Regions from separate parts of the Homo sapiens genome. Here region 2 is linked to region 1. A link is an interaction called in ENCODE POLR2A ChIA-PET data of the cell type or tissue named here. Cell type or tissue: Caco-2. All regions are shown on one strand. Links, peaks and the distances in the headings refer to the core of each region. The heading gives the core; the rest is flanking DNA. Region 1 overlaps ASB8 (ankyrin repeat and SOCS box containing 8). Region 2 overlaps LOC102725258 (a long non-coding RNA gene).

What was found. Peaks named below come from ENCODE experiments on the same cell type or tissue, not always from the same donor. Only the 100,000 strongest peaks of a DNase experiment are listed, where the experiment ranks them.
Region 2: POLR2A ChIA-PET joins it to region 1 with 11 read pairs; 15 of 35 experiments call an interaction of 5 or more read pairs at or near these places.

Annotation. Positions count from the first base shown.
Region 1 is chr12:48,147,733-48,150,587 of GRCh38, forward strand. It overlaps ASB8 (ankyrin repeat and SOCS box containing 8), which reads right to left. Exons shown (of 4, transcript NM_024095.5): 4 at 57-2,266. The coding sequence ends at 1,634. Among named protein-coding and RNA genes, the nearest start is that of ASB8, 8.4 kb to the right of the region's middle. In Caco-2, for the core only: no CTCF peak of the experiment used is centred there; no DNase peak of the experiment used is centred there.
Region 2 is chr12:48,203,474-48,206,388 of GRCh38, forward strand. The region is part of intron 1 of LOC102725258 (a long non-coding RNA gene); the gene reads left to right. Among named protein-coding and RNA genes, the nearest start is that of OR10AD1, 1.6 kb to the left of the region's middle. In Caco-2, for the core only: no CTCF peak of the experiment used is centred there; no DNase peak of the experiment used is centred there.

The DNA.
Region 1 (2,855 bases), core at 1-2,500:
AAGAACTTTTTCTAAGGGGGGTTGGAGAAAAGTAGGAAAAGTAGAAATTGCCAAACTTGCTTTTAGAACTATTTATTCTTTTTTTTTAAGTGATGTTTTTTAAACACCAGCATCAATAGGACAGAAGAAGACATCTGTTTTCCAATTAGCTGTGTCAGTAGATTCCATTCATTGTTTGTAGTTCCCAATCAGCTTTAAAAAAAAAAGTTTTTCAAATTTGCATACAAGTCATCTAAAATCAATAACAACTTGATCTAATTTAGAAAAATGAAAGAGTATCGTTCACTAAAGCAGATCTCTTTTGGGTAGATGGACCATCACAAAAGGAGCTCTTACATGCTTTTCCCACTCCCATCCCAAGTCCACCCTCCCACCAATTGTATTGTATAAATCAATAAAAAGCAAAGGTTCCAGAACAACTGAAAGAAAAATAATTCCAAACTAAGCAGAGTGAACTTTCCATTGGGAATGAAGACCCATGGGAAAAGGCAGCCCAGCCCATAACTCCTCCCTGCTGGAACACACACCGTAGGTGTAGGAACTGCCTGGGAATCCCATTAGAACACACTGTTTCTCAGGAAGAGAAAAAGCTGCATTACAAGAAAAGTTCTCAGGACTTTAGGAGTTCTTAGGACTGTTATTTCAGAGCTATTTATTACTGTTATTACAGAGCTCTTGTTATTTCAGAGCTACTGTAGCCCTTGGGCACAACCAACAGAAAGAGGCAAAGACTGCTGTTTCCTTTGATGAGGGGAAAGAGGTCCAGTCCCTTCCAAATGCCCCAGGACATGGCACAGTAGGGATGTCATCCAGCCCAGTTCTGGATCTGCACCATTTGAGGTTATAGTATCTTCATCTTTGGGACACAATTGCTGTTAGCTGAAATTGTGATTTTCTTAAGTTTTTTCACAGATCAATTAAAATGGTTTTTTTTTTTTTTTTTTTTTTTTGAGACAGTTTTGCTCTTGTTGTCCAGGCTGGAGTGCAATGGCGCGATCTTGGCTCACTGCAACCTCTGCCTCACAGGTTCAAGCGATTCTTCTGTCTCAGCCTCCTGAGTAGCTGGGATTACAGGCGCATGCCACCATGCCCAGCTAATTTTTGTATTTTTAGTAGAGACGGGGTTTCATCATATTGGTCAGGCTGGGCTCGAACTCCTGACCTCAGGTGATCCACCTGCCTCAGCCTCCCAAAGTCCTGGGATTACAGACGTGAGCCACCATGGCTGGCCTAAAATGCTTTCTAGAAGGGATTCTTCTGGACCGTTAACCACGTCCCCAAAGGAAAACCACACACACATTATTTAAGTACTTTCCATCTTCCTAGAGAAATTTAGTTACACTGTTGACTCCTTCCCTAAAGGGGAGGATTGAGGGAGACCTCTTCTTTTGCAAAATGCAATATAAAAAGCCAGGTAAGCAATAAACAGAAAACAAAAGTGAGGGATTTTTTTTGTTGGGTTGTTTGGTTTGGGAAGGGGAGGTGCTATGGAGGTTATTGTTGTGACATGTTGCTTCGAAATCTATAAACCACACAACAGGAACAACTGTTTTTCTGTTTTCTGTGACAAGGAGTACTGCAGGGACAACCTCACCCAGAGCTGCCTGCACGATGGTGCAAACATCTTCTCCGGCTATTCTAAAAGTAACAGGTATTCCTTCAAAGAAGCTGGCAGTGGAAGGCCCTTCACTGCATCGGGGAGATACTGGAGTCCCAGGCTACGGCGCACGGCATAGCGAGCGAGTGTTTTTAGAGTTCCTGGAGCTGAGCACAGAACAGTCAGTTTTTCACATAGCTGCGGGTCTCTGGCCACCTCTCGTGGCATGGTGCCATTTTTCCTCAATTCAAAGTGTCCAACAGCTCTGTGGAGGAGCTCAAAGCAAGAGTCCTCTTTCTCTGTTCCAAGTCCCCTGACTAGCAGAGCCACCAGGCGGGAGATGGGTGTCTGGCCTATTAGGTTGATGACTCTGACCTCTGCGCCATAATCCAGAAGGATGCTGACACTCTCAAGATTTCCCTTCATGGCAGCCCAGCTGAGCGGTGTATCATTGTTGTAATCCAGGGCATTGACAGAGGCCCCGCTCTCTAGGAGAGCCCGCACACACTCAGCATTGTTCTTAAAGGCTGCCCAGTGAAGTGGGGTATCTCTGTTGCCATCCAAAGCATTGGGGTTTGCACCATACTCCAATAGGACCTCCACACAAGCCTCATCTTTCTCTGCTGCATAGTGGAGGGCTGTTCGGTTATACCCATCCAGGGCATTCACCTGTAAAAAGGGAGGAACTATTACAGTAGACAGACTACTGAGAGGAAGACAGGACAGCAGCAAAGAAGCTTGCATGGTTACCCACTACCTTTGCTATGCAGTGCTCTGAACAGGAGGGTCAGCAAGCAACTCCCAGGGAGTCCTGGTGATAAAGATGAAGATATGACAGGAGCTTAGGAGCAAAAAGGAAAAGAACTGTCCTCAAACAGTCAACACTATTATGTGCACTGACTAGCTGGTCTGCATTATTTTGGTTTTTGCTGCAATGTTCTTTTATCTATTCATTAGAATCTCTACCACAGAGTAAGGGGTAAGGCAGGAATAGAGGAAGTCTAAGTCCCCGTAACTGCTCTGAAACATTACTGGAAAGCTGCTTGACTATACAGAGTTTTGGATTATTTTACTTACCCTGACCCTTTCTGTACCCTGTGGCTAATGTAGCAACCAAACTGAAAAACATAGCTTTTGCTAAGTTCTTTAACCATACAGAGAAATTCAAAATGTTAGAATATAAGTCAGACCTTTGCAAAAATATGCTGTGGGTTCACAAGAGAACCCAAATGAAAGCATGTGATAGGAAGAGCACAAA
Region 2 (2,915 bases), core at 99-2,598, 56 kb after region 1:
AGGGTCATCACAGGCTGCATACATAGAATCATAATATCAACAGATGAAGAAAGTGCTGGTTGTAATGTTCTTTACTCTGGTTTCATCAGGCATCAAGTGAAGTATTGCATCTGCTCCAGAGCCCTCAATATTGAAGGATTAGCCATTAACCAGGATGTATTCAGAGGTGAAAAAATAAGATAATTGGGTCTGGGACCATGCCAACTGAGGAAAAGTTTTAGGAATTGAAGAATGGAGTGTGTGAGGGAAAGGGCTGGTGGCTATCAGGTTATAGAAGATTGTATTTAGGAAGCACTTGAGATATTTGAAGGTGTATTTTTCTAGAAGCAAAAATGCTCAACCTCTGTGTACCTAATTTAAAATGATGAATGGGTTGAAGTTTCAGGGAAAATAAAAACATTCTAATCCTCACAATTGTCCCTCAGCTAACAGTGATTTGCACCTTTTTGGAGACAGTCATGTCAAGCTCTTCCCAGTCACCCACCTCTTCCCAGACTCACTCGCCCAGCAGTTGCTGCTGCTACCGCAGCCACCCATGCTGTGCATGCTGGAGCTGAGGGCTGGGTGGGGGCTCATGCATGCCTTCCTAATAGGAGATGGTTTTCCTCCTGGGGCTGGAATTTACGGTTACACACAATTGGGTGGAAAGGATCCAACCATCCCTGTGTGAAAAGGGAAGCTATGAGCAGGGCATATATCTAACCTTTCTAGAATGGACCTTCAGAGAACTTTCAACTGTCTCTTTGTCTCTGGCAACAAATCTTGTTCTTTTTCCATTTTCAAAGAATGAGCGGTCACAATTCTTATGCTCTTATCTCTCTATTGTAACTTTTAGGAAGTTGTTATGTTCATATTAAGTCTGTCTTATACTTTTCATGTTGTTTTGGAGCTAAGATGTATCAGATCCCTTCCACCTTCAGATGCTTATACTTTTTTTTTTTTTTTTAAGAATTTATAGAGACAGGTACTCACTATGTCACCTGTGCTGGTCTTGAACTTCTGGCTTTAAGTGATTCTCCTGCCTTGGCCTCCCAAAGTGCTGGGATTACAGATGTGAGCTACTGCACCCATCCTCATCTTCAGATGCTTATAGATGATAAGTATATTCCTGCTTAACTTTCAGTTCTGCCAACCATTTCTCTTTATTTTCTCCTCTCCTACTCTCTTTTCTACACACTCTCACACTACCCTCTGTTAGTCTTTTTTCGTTTTTCAGTCTACTTCCAATCCTCATTCTTCTCCCTCTCCTTTTCTCATTTGTGGTGTTGGTTGCCTGCCGTTTATCTTACTCTGGTCAAACTCCCCTGTCTTCTCCATGTCTCTCAATCTCACATATTCTCTATCTGGATTTAGAGCTACCTACCCTTTCACTGCCACTCCTTGCAGCTCTAGATTCCCTCTAGGTATGATTTGATGTTAGGTCAAGGTAGCGTCTGGGCAGTAGGCTATTCCCATCATCTTTACTTTGGGATACTTTTCTTGTGCCTAGGACTTCTCTTGGGGGCCCAGAAAGGGAAGGGAAGGGCAGAGAGCACTGTTTAAGATGTTTCTTGGAAGACTGTGCTCAATGGACATGTTGGGGCTTAGGTCACAGTCTGGGGAAAACAAGTCAGTGAGCTACCTCCAGAAAAGCCTGGGATTTGTCTAAGAATAAACTGAGGTTAGACCTGAGGAATTACTTGGTCCTACTGGAGGATAAATGCTTACCTGTGGTTTATTGTGCCAGAAAGAATTCTGTGATACCCAGCATTTAGTGCCTTGCTAGCTACCATTAGAGGTTACTAGGTGAAGGATTTGTCTAAATAAATGGGACAATTTCATGGAAATCACATCCTACCTCATTCTGTTGCTTGGCTGATAATGATGTTTGTCACTGAATCAAGTAACAAGTAACAGAAAACATCTCATAGTGTTTGAAGAGAAGCTGGTCCAAGTAGGATCATCTGACCTGGCAGGCCACTCTGGAAGAGAAGGTGTGTCTGATGACTTTGTTCTTTGACATCTATACTATTAGAGATGAATGTCTACTTAAATGACATTGATAAGTTTCATGTGTATACACTTAATAGTAGAGGTGTGAAAACTTACATGCCCCTCGAAGAAGTGAAAGATGTGCCACCCCCAAATATACCAGACTGGTACATTATTATTATTATTTTGAGATGCAGTCTCGCCCCGTCGCCCAGGCTGGAGTACAATGGCACGATCTCAGCTCAAAGCAACCTCCGCCTCCCGGGTTCAAGCAATTCTCCTGCCTCAGCCTGCTGAGTAGCTGGGATTACAGGCGCGCACCACCACGCCTGGCTAATATTTTTGAATCTTTAGTAGAGATGGGGTTTCACCCTTTTGGCCAGGCTTGTCTCGAACTCCTGACCTCATGATCCACCTGCCTTGGCCTCCCAAATATTGATTATTTTGTGTTAAAAACACTGAAGGCCGGGCGCGGTGGCTCATGCCTGTAATCCCAGCAGTTTGGGAGGCCAAGGCGGGCAGATCACCTGACTGTAAGGTCATAAACAAGCTTAGGTAACCATTATTTAAGATTTAAGATTTTATTTAAGATTATATTAAGGGTGGTACAGTAAAGCTGGAAAAGAAAAAATGGTATAAGAAGTAGAAATGAAAAACAAAACTCTATTTACAGATGATATGATTGTCTTCATAAAAACTAAAAGGATGCACAAATAATTTATTAAAATTAATAGAATTTAACAAGTTTACTGGATACAAAATCAATATGCAAAAATCTAATTGCAATTCTGTTACCAGCAAACAAATTAGAAAATGTAATTTTAAGATACCATTTTAAATACTATGCAAAGTATATAAAAAATGAAAACCATATGATCATCTCAATAGATGCAGAAAAACTTTTGATAAAATCCAATATCTCTTCATCATAAAAACTCTCAGTA